Linked DNA regions of Homo sapiens: region 2 is linked to region 1. The links are chromatin loops, found by intact Hi-C in ENCODE. Cell type or tissue: B cell. All regions are shown on one strand. Each heading gives the region's core, and the rest is flanking DNA. Links, peaks and the distances in the headings are about the cores only.

The links. A loop is a pair of places that touch in the nucleus more often than their neighbours do. Peaks named below come from ENCODE experiments on the same cell type or tissue, not always from the same donor. Only the 100,000 strongest peaks of a DNase experiment are listed, where the experiment ranks them.
Region 2: it touches region 1 in a loop (8-fold over the local background); 1 of 110 quality-filtered maps calls a loop at or near these places.

The regions. Positions count from the first base shown.
Region 1 is chr1:221,937,417-221,942,803 of GRCh38, forward strand. The region is part of intron 1 of LINC02257 (long intergenic non-protein coding RNA 2257); the gene reads right to left. Among named protein-coding and RNA genes, the nearest start is that of LINC02474, 26 kb to the right of the region's middle. RefSeq lists an enhancer at 2,074-2,253. In B cell, for the core only: a CTCF peak has its summit at 2,363 (motif pointing left); a DNase peak (open chromatin) is centred at 2,365; H3K27ac peaks cover 369 bases.
Region 2 is chr1:221,791,567-221,796,953 of GRCh38, forward strand. No RefSeq gene overlaps it. Among named protein-coding and RNA genes, the nearest start is that of LINC01655, 46 kb to the right of the region's middle. In B cell, for the core only: no CTCF peak of the experiment used is centred there; DNase peaks (open chromatin) are centred at 2,285 and 2,905; H3K4me3 peaks cover 855 bases; H3K27ac peaks cover 2,325 bases.

The DNA of each region.
Region 1 (5,387 bases), core at 322-5,321:
ATGTTGCAGTGCCAGTACGAAGGCTGAAAAAAGAAATAACGTCCCAGCCAGAAGGCAGTCAAGTAGGAGTTCCCTTTTACTCAAAAAGGGGTCAACTTTTATGTTCTCATCAGGACTTAAAGTGATTGGATGTGGCCCACCCACACAGGGAGCCCATCTACTTCACTCAGTCTACTGATTCCAGTGCTAATCTCATCCAGAAACACCCTCACAGACACACTTAGAATAATGTTTGACCAAATATCTGTGCACTTGTTACCCAACCAAATTGGCACATAACATTAACTATCACGTGTATATTGTATCTCAGGCATCCAGCACATTCCTACGCACAAAATTGTGCAAGGGACATTCTATGAGCCAAGGAGGGATAGAGTCAACGATTCTTAGTTGTGATCCCTCAGAGAGAACACACATGCAAACGCAGACACACAAACACACCCCAAAAGTATGCATCTACCAAAACAAGCCATATAAAGAACATTTTTAGCTTATTCCTTTCATTTTAAAGGCAAGGAAACAGGCCCAGAGAGGTAAAGTGACTTTCTCAAAGTTACACGTCAAATTAATGACTTCTCTAGAACTAACACTCAGGACTCTAGAATTTAAGTTCAATGCCAGTACAATGTTGTTTGTCATTTGTATGACCCTGCCTGTGATCCTGTAGGCCTCAGACATTCTAAAACCCCTTCTTCCTTTTGCCAAACCCTGTGTGATGAGGAGCTAACAGCCATGTGGCATGACTCTTCATGTCCTTCCAAATAGCAGAACCAGCCTTCCAGGGGGCAATGGTTCATTGTGGATCTAAAAGTACGTATTTTGAGAAGGAACGCAAAGTAGTTGGGAGGCAGATTCATAAGCTAATTGTTTTGGGCTTATTACAATCAATATCAGTTGCCCCAGGCCAAGGCTGCCTTTGCCTTGTCAGGCTGCTGACATTTTGTGCTTGGTCACCCAGCTCCTTGCTCCAAAGTGATACATTATTGATTTTCCTCCTGTCCCATTAAGGCCACCCTTTCATCTCCCCAGGGATAGATGATGCTTTTGCACACAGCTTGCATGTGCCCAGACTCCTTAGTGGGAAAGGCTATATAGGATGAGAAGGTTACCTTTGCAATTTCACACCCTCAGATTCTGTCTGCAGCTGAAGAAAATCCACTGTCACACAAATCATACTACCTGAATTTCCTAAATGCCCTTTTTCATCTTCCCCCATATGTCAACATTTTTTAAACTCAGAAAAAACATTTCTGCCTCCTCCCTGGGTTCCAATCGATGCTGGCCTTCAAACATATAAGGTGAGTTTTTTACCCATCTCTCTCTCTCCTGAACAGTGGGGGATGTTGGGAAAATCCTGGGATTTAAGGGATGACATACCTGGGCTCAAGACATGGCTTCCCCATTTACCCAAATGATGACCTTGGAATCCTTCTTTGAGCCTTCATCGCTTCATCCTTGAGAGAGGAAATAATAATACCTGCCCGATCACTTTATAAAATATTTAAATGAGATCACATGTGTGAAGCACCGAGTCTGGAACACAGTACGTGTCAATGCCTCATCCTTTTCTATTTCTCCTGCTGTCTCTTGGGAGACTGGAAGACTGTGGCCTCCCCAAGGTAGGGGCCACTCATTCCTCATCTTTGTCCCTAGCATCACATTTGGCACAGATTAATGTTTGGGGAATTGAGGACAACAAGGCAGATACACTTTTATAGATAATGACACTGCCTCTTAGAGAGATTCAGTGCCTTGTCCATGCCAAGACCACTGATAGAAATGAGTCTGTTAAGTTCCAGCATTTTGACTCTTTGTCTCATCTTTCATTCACTAAATCTTGGTGCCTTATGTTCACTCCAAAACAATCTGAACGCAACAACTATGCAGACTAAGTGTGTGGTTACTTCCTGACTTTTCCTCAGAGTTAACTAGTTCCAGCCTCTGTTTAATGGTAAACATAGATTTCCACCATAATCCGTACTGGCCCCACCTCTTGTCACCTGCAGCTGTCCTCTTCAACCTTCCCATAGCACAGCCTTCCTAGTTACCAGCAAATGGGAATTTGAAGCAGAAGGTGTTGAAATCATCTCAGCCCACCTCCACGTTACACAGACTTGAGACCCAGGGCTTTTGGGCTTCCATGCCAAGTTTCCAGCTGCAGTTTAGCCTCTTTTCAAACAGCAATTCTTTCGCCAAATGCTTCCACATGCTTCAGTTTCAGGTGTTAATTCTACCTTCTAAATTCTTGTTCTGAATATCAGCCCAGTGGCCAGGCTTCACTACCCAAGAGCTGCCAGCCTGTGGTCTGAATTTGCAAGTGTCTCCTGCATGCTTTCTCATTATTGGCTTCACCCACCTGCTTGGGTCCCTGGTATTGCACCAGCTGGCAGCCCCTGCTGGTGGTGACTGATGTCATAAACCACTACGAGAGCTAGTTGCTTCCCCCCAGACTCTTCTCTGTTGTCAACCAGATTGCCACTTAGCCTTGGTCCAGTTCCCAGTCCCCTCCCCATCTGTAGAGTCTGCCTGCCAGCACACTGCTATGACTTTCTTTTCATAAAATACTGCTTTTATTTATGAGTAGATCTCCTTTACCACATCACCATCTATAAAATACACACTTGCCCCTTCATCTCAACAATGACATTTCCTCATAGTCTCTTCCTACAGTCTTTAATAAATAAGGACTGCATAATACAAGGGAAAATACAGGATTAAAGAAGATAACAAGAAAAAATTCTCCTTCAATCCTCACAAAATCCCATATGCCTTATTACAGATAACTGATGTCAATAAGTCATGTTAATATAATGGTCGAACAATATTTTTTTTCTCCAGGCTTCTGGAGTTGCTCCCCACTGTCCGTTGATAGACTAGGTGTATAAACACATATTTAATTGCTTAATAAGGGCAAGGCCAAGGAAAGAGTGAAGTATATCAAGCTTTCTACTTGTGGCTTATTTGGTTTACTCCTCACAAGTCCTCACTATCATGACATTTAGCCAGAAATCAAAATATGTTCTCAGTATTTCTGAAGTTGGCATTCCTACAGTTAGAATCATGATGCTGGAAGATGTGGGGTTCTCCAGAGCAGGACCCATCCTAAAGTAAAACATATTTTGAGCACACGCCCTAAGCCCAGCCCAAAATGAATTTCAGCATGTGGTTCAATTCTGAGCAAAATTCCGGTGAAAATGCTATCCTTCTTTATTAAATAGGAATGGTAGCCAGGTGCAGTGGCTCATACTCATGGTCCCAATGCTTTGGGAGGCCAAGGCAGGAGAATTGCTCGAGTCCAGGAGTTTGAGACCAGCCTGGTCAACATGGCAATACCCCATCTCTATGAAAAATGCAAAAATTAGCCAGGCATAGCACAGCTGCACACCAGTTGCCCCAGCTACTCAGGAGGCTGAGGTAAGAGGTCAGGAGGTCAAGGCTGCAGTGAGCTGTGATTGTACCACTGCACTCCTAGGTGACAGAGCAAGGCCATGTCTCAAAATTAATTAATTAATTAATGTAATATGAATGGCTTGATTAGAGAGGGAGTGGGACCCTCAATCTTGTCAACCATGAGAGAAAACACCACCCAAGAGCAAATCAGGACCTCAGTAGCAGAGCATGGGCAAACTTACCCCTTGAACTCTTAGTCATCTGCCTGGAGCCAAGGCACCACATACTACCGAGCAAGCGCGTGTGAGAACCCACAACCTCCATCCCTGTTTTACCTGCAACACTAACCTCAGGAGGCAATTCACTCCCTGTTTTACCTGCAACACTAACTTCAGAAAGCAAATCACTCCCGAGGCAAGTCATTCCTGTCTGATAGTTCCCAAACATCCCTATCTGCCACGTTTTCTTGAAACCCAGAGACTCTGTTCCAGTGGATGGAGGCAGCCAGCTAGTCTACAGCTGCATAGTGTCAAACAATTTCCCCCTTCTGGTCGAGCTTTCACCTACGTGACAGTGTGAACAAAACTAAAGGCATTAGCACTACTCTCAGTTACTATCATTCAAGGTTTCTGGTCTCAACACATCATTCATAGGTTATGATGTACTCATGATCATGTATTTCCTTGAGTTTTTGTCATTCCAATAGAAGAGAGGCCATCTGATGTTTGACTGATGGGCTGTGCAAACATTTAAAAATTTTTTAGAGGACACAATGCACCAGGGAGACTAGTATTACGACTATCTGGAGAATACTATCAAGATTTTGAGATATGCTTCTTAGCTAGGGTACCAGTAAATCAAACCAACTAAAAATGAATAGATCAAAGAATGAGCCAGATGAGGGGTGGACCCATTTTAACCAAATAACCTGTTTGTTAATTTTTGTAATTGGGTCTCAAAATTACCCATATATTTTTTTCCTGTACAACAAGAAATGTTAGCAATTGCACAGATTTCTCCCTATCTAGCCAGTACGCATCAATTCTTTTATCTAGCATTGCATGACTTGGTTAAAGTAGGGAGGGGCAATTTGCAGGTTACCTGTAGAAGCTAATGATTGTCAAAGTTTAACTACAGCATTATCCTGCCAACTGAAAGAGATAGGCATAAACAAGGGAAAATTAAGAGGGTTAAAAGTCTCATATCATGGAGTCCTGTTCTGACAGTCTTGGGAAAAGCTCTCCACTGCATGAAGTCAGCAACTTCTCCTGGTTTGCAGTTTGTATGTTTCTGATTATGGCATCAGGCATTTTGGTGAATTCTCTGTGTGGCCCATACATCAGGCATGAGCTTTGCCTCTTGAAATTTATTAAGTTGGCCTTATGGGCTTTATGAACAGAGTAGTTTTTGTTCTTAGTTGGAGAATCATAGCCAGATATTAGAGGAAACTAGAATTCAGAATCAAATTCAGTCTACAGGCAGAAAATAAAAACTTGAAAGCAATGAACTTGGCTACAATTGAATAACAGATGTAACACAGTTTTCTTCTAAAATGTAATTTTTCTCTCTATAGTCACTACCATTTCTATAAAAGATAATCAGAGTAAGACTAATTTGTTTGCAAATTAAGTTTAGTTTCATTAAACTTGGCCTATTTATTCACCTAAGTGCAGCATGCATAATCACATAGTTTCCTTTTAAATTTTCTTTGCTGGAAATTTTGACAAGGAATCTCAAATTAGACTTTTAAAAATCTCTTGACACTAGGAAGCCAAACCAAAGCAGATCAGACCTTGCCTGAAGTATCTAATATCTTGAGGTTCCTGGGCCTGCCAGAAAGTGACAACTTTTTGTTCACTCACTGTAATGGTGGGAACACTTAAAGCTAGGCATTTTATGTACATTTTCAAATATGACATTCCAGTCAAAGCCTCTATGATATAACCAATGTTTCCAATTGCATCCTCTTATAAAGAGAGGAAATTTTTGTGAACTTA
Region 2 (5,387 bases), core at 156-5,155, 150 kb before region 1:
GATTGCTGCTACAGTGAAAAGCTATGACTAGCTATAAGGCACACATAAGACATTGCCCTGCCTCCTGTTTCCTCTGCACTATGGGATGTGCTTTTCAGGCTGGGTGAGGTGGCTCATGCCTGTGATCCCATCACTTTGGGAGGCTGAAGAGGGTGGATTGCATGAGCCCAGGAGTTTGAGACCAACCTGGGCAACACGACAAAACCCCATCTCTATAATAAAGACAAAAAATAATTTAACAAAAAAGATGCTTTTCAGAAACCATGGCTGTATAGAAATATCATTCCGAATGCTTGCAAAAGACCCAGTCATTGAGTGGCAGCCTTAACTCTCTTCTTTAGAAACTCAGTTTTTCATCTGAGTTTGTTTCTTTCTGTGGGCAGACCATGTTGCTGGTCCCATTGCTTTGGCTGATGAGTTCAATTATTTCCTGAATCAACTCCAGCCCATTGTTTTCAGACTGCTTCATGGTCATGGAACTTTGATCATAACACTAGTAAATGTGTTCCTTTCGCCCTGGCAAGGCAGGCTTACATATGAAATGATAGCATAACCTCACATCCTAGTGCAGGGGAGAACTTCAATCACTGTACTGCCATCTTCACCAGCACAAGGAAACACCTATAAGTCTTTTTTTTTTTTTCTATTCTTACACATTCTTCTTACTCAGGAGTCAGCAAACTATGGTCTTTAAACCAAATCCAGCCTGCACTCTGCTTTCATAAATAAAATTTTATTGGAACACAACTATGCTCACTTTTTAAAAATGTCTTACTTCTGGCTGTCTTCATGCTACAATGGCAGAGATGAATAGTCATAACAGGGAACAAATGGTCTAAGAAGCCTAGAATATTTACTATCTGACTCTTTACAGAAAAAGATCACCAACTCATGCTCTAACTTACTTTATTTTCTATTTCCATTGCTTGGACTGTTGTGATTTCCAGATTTGAGATTTCTTATGTGATCATCTAATATTTCATAATTCTTCAGTGACACCCATTGTCTCCAGTACAAATCCCAAATGAATTCGGCATACAAGGCCTTTCATAACTTGGTTCCTATCTAGATTTCTATCCTCTTCTCCATCAACCACACACATTTTCCATCAACCACACACATACCCTTGTGATAGAACCACAATAAGTTTGTCCTTCACGTGTAAATAGCCCAGGCTCTTGTATCTTCTGGTATGTTATAGGTTATGTTCTCTGCCTGGAGTCCACTTTCTTCATGCTAGGCAATAAGCCACTCTTTCTCTAAGAGCTAACCTATCATCTAGCCTTCATAATTCATCACTTTTCTTCTCCACTGTGTTTTAATAATTTGTTTTCACATCTGCCTATCCTATAAAACTGTGTTATTTCTTGAAGGCGGGGAACTCTGTCAATTGATTTTTATATTCAGTGTGTCCGACACATATTTTGGTGCATGGTAGATACTCAGTAGATGTTTATTTGACAAATGAATGGGCCAATAGAGAAATGCATGCCATGCGTATATTGGTGCTTCCATTAGTAAAGCACATGCTCTCCTTGGGATGAACCTCCCTATCTCCCACTCCCATTAACATTATCTGACAAGAGTCCGTTTTATGTGGGACAAACATGGGCTTAGCAATGAACATGAAATTGATGAACATGCTCTGTCTGCAAGTCTGCTGCTCACTAGCCCAGGCATCACTGGCTGAGGCACGTAACTTCTGCCCACTGGCCTGATCCATGAAGGTGGCAGAACAATTTATTTTTCCTGAAAGACTGTGAGCATTAGTCCCTATATCAGAAGAAGGTATAGAAATAAGGGAGACTATATTGGAATGTCTAAGGGAAAAGCCATGCCTAGGGCTGCCTGGACGTCAGAGACAGGTGAGAGTGCACATGTGTACACTTGGTAAGGCCAAGGCAGCTCTGCTGACAGGAAGGTTACCTCTGAGCCACGTGACTCAAGCTGCACAGAGCAGAGTCAGCCTTTGGAGAAGGTCAATGTGGTGAGGAGGGAGGGAGACTAGGACTTGGAGGTTTCTTTGGGCTCAGTCATTGGCTCAGTATTCAGCAGCAATTTTAGCCCAAACCTCAAGTCATAGACCAAGCAGAAAGAGCCTGGATTTTCTAGGACTAAATCATGGGTAAGGAGGAAGATAAGACAAGAAAAATGCATGGGGAAAGAGGGAGAAATAAGAAGAGATCAAAGCAGTCAGGGTGAAGAAATAAAAATAAAAGCAAGGGGGTGAGATCACATGAGCAGAGGTGGTAGACTGTGACCACTTGTCATTCATAAGGTCTCAGGCATTTCCTGGGCAGCTTCTCTCCACTTCAAGCCTGTATCAGTTCCTCTACCGATCAAGCCGGCATTTTCTGCCTTTCCCACCTCTGTGCTCTCTCCCTCTTCTCTTTTTCCTTTCATCTCTTCCTCTCTAGTTCTCTATCCCTCCTCCTGCCTGCCTTAGCCTCTATTCTCCTCCTTTTTTCCTCTCTCTCACTACTCTTCTTGCCCTATTTCCAAAGCCTCCTTTCCAGTGTTAACTTGATCCAGAAAGGATCTTGCCTCTTGGGGAGAGAGCTCAAAAGCAGTGAAAAGAGGCTGCTTTCTATTGGAATTGTCATGGAACCATGTCTGAAAGTACCAGGCTGGAGCACTGGCTCTATCCTGCCCCTGAGAAAAGTGACTGAACTTTCCTTTACACATACACACACACACACACACACACACATACACACCCCCCAACAACATGCCTACCAATTCAAACGCTCTCCTACACAGGAGACTGTAGTCTCCTGGCTCAAGGGAACAATGCCATTGTTCAGAATGTTTAACCTGATTCCTTTGTGGGGAGTTCCAAACTATCATAACCAAATTCTGATGTCATGCTGGTGGCAGGGAAATAACCCATCTGCTCTGGGCTAACCACGTTACATCAAGTTTTAATTACATGCAATTATATTGGTGGAGAGAGAAGAGGATGACTTGAATTGAGGCCCTGTCAGTAATCACAGGCTAGGCTAAAGGGACTTTTGCTGGGGAAGTTAATGGGTGCCCTTACACAGATGATACAAATACATGCTCTACAAAATGAATCAGTTGCCAAGTTCTGTTGGTTCATCCTGAGTGATGTCTGGGATTCTCCATCCCTCTGTTTCCTTTCCATTTCACCCTAGTGCCCCAGTTCAGCTCCTGTTGCTGTAATCCCAGACTATTAGCGTAGTCTTCCAAATACTTTCCACCCCTCCTGGAGCTTCCCTTTTCAACCCAAATTGCCTGCTAAGGGTAAATTGATTGTTGTAAAGAAAAATCTCATCATATAAGCTTTCCACTCACCTATAGAAAACAGCTCATTCTCTTGCCACATTTGTGGCTCCTAGCACATCTCCCACTATCCTCGTATATGGATCCTAGATTCTGGCCATGGTGGACCTTGAATATTCTCTAAACATGTCTCATGTTAATTATCATTGAAACTTTAAAAAAATTCAGCTGCAATATCTGATACTCCTGTTTACCTAATCTTCCAGACCCACTCATCTATGGTCTGGACTCTGAAGCCTCTTTATGATTAATGGTTCAGAAATGATGTCTCCCTCCCCTGAATCTTTAGAGCATTCAGATAGGTTTTATCCCTGTAAAGTGGCCCAATGAGGACACAATGGTCTGTACTAATAGCTCATTGAAGGCAGAGTTAGTTTATATTTAATCCATCTTTTATCTCCCACAGTGTCTTACACAGAGTAAAAACTGAATAAATAAATGATTTTTATCTATTGAACAAGTTTAAATACAATGGGGCTTGTAAGTTGAAATGGATGTCAAGGAAATAAAACACAAGGACAGAAAAAAATGTACAAATTACATATACAACCAATCTGACAGTCCATTGTGAGACTAAACCAATGCCAAGAAGTTGTTAGAAGCTTATGGATGGAAGCAAAAGGGTATAGAGACAGTGTGGGCGAAGTCTTTGAGACCAGAGGAAGATTGTGACTAAGTGGGAAGTTTTCTGTGCTAAGTGGTGTGCTGGCTGCCTTACCACACATCTCTCATTCAATCCTCACAACCACCCCGTGTTACATGTGAGGAACCTGCCTAGGGCCACACAGCTGGAAAGGCAGAGTCAGGACCCAAACCCAAGCTCCCAGACCCCAAGCCCATATTCTCTGCATGGCACAGTACTATCCTTCCCCTAACATATTGTCCCTGATGTAAGATGTCTGTCGTATCAAAACTACTGTCATTGTTATAGAAGTTAAAGTAGAAAGAAATTCATTTTTAGAATAAAGTTATACAAACTGTATTTTGGTTCTTTGTACTTCCCGGAAAAAAAAATTATGTTTTATTAAGTCACCTTTGCCTTGTCAAAATATTAAGACACTTTAAACACCCCTCTCTCCCCCTTGCTCCCTTCCCTGCCACTAACTCTATGACCCCAACCCTGTTCCCAAAAGCCTTGACAACTGCACTCTGTTCACCTGATTGTTATGACTTTATTCTTATATGTATGGCTTTTTGCTTGTGTTTTAATACAATAGTTATACATACATACATATATATAAAGTTATATATATGTGTAGTCACATATACACATGTATATATATATATGAGAGAACTTGAAAAAGTTCATGGAAAATGGAATTAAAAGATAAATATAAAGTATACGATCTTTATTTCTCAACATAAATTCTATCAAATTCAAGACATAATTGTAAGTGATGATACCAGCCATTTAGTCCACCCCTAGAGAACTGAGGGCCCTGGGAATTTAATCACATCAATGCAGTATTTTTTACATTATTAACTGGAGAAAAATGGGTGCCCTTTAAAGATTTTCTAAGGTTAGGAAACAAAAAGAAGTCAGAAGGAACCAAATCAGAACTGAAAGTGGGATGCCTAATGATTTTCCGTTGAAACTTTCACAAAATTGTCCTTGTTTGATGAGAGAAACAAGCAGGAATATTGTTGTGGTGAAGAAGGACTCTCTAGTAAACTTTCCTGGGCATTTTTCTGCTAAAGCTTTGGCTGGCTTCTCAAAGCACTCTCATAATAAGCAGATGTTGTCATTCTTTGTCCCACCAGAAAGTCAACAAGCAAAATGCCTCGAGCATCCCCCAAAACTTTTGCTATAAGCTTTGCTCTTGACTGGTCAGCTTTTGACTGGATCACTTCCACCGCTTGGTAGCCATTGCTTTCATTGTGCTTTCTCATCTGGCTCGTACTGATAAAGCCATGTTCTATCTCCAGTTACAATTCTTCAAAGAAATGCTTCAGGATCTTGATCCCACTTGTTTAAAATTTGCATCCAAAGCTCTACTCTTGTCTGCAGCTGATCTTGGTGCAACAGCTTTGGCACCCATCAAGTAAAATGATTGCTCAGCTTTAATTTTTAAGTCAAAATTCTG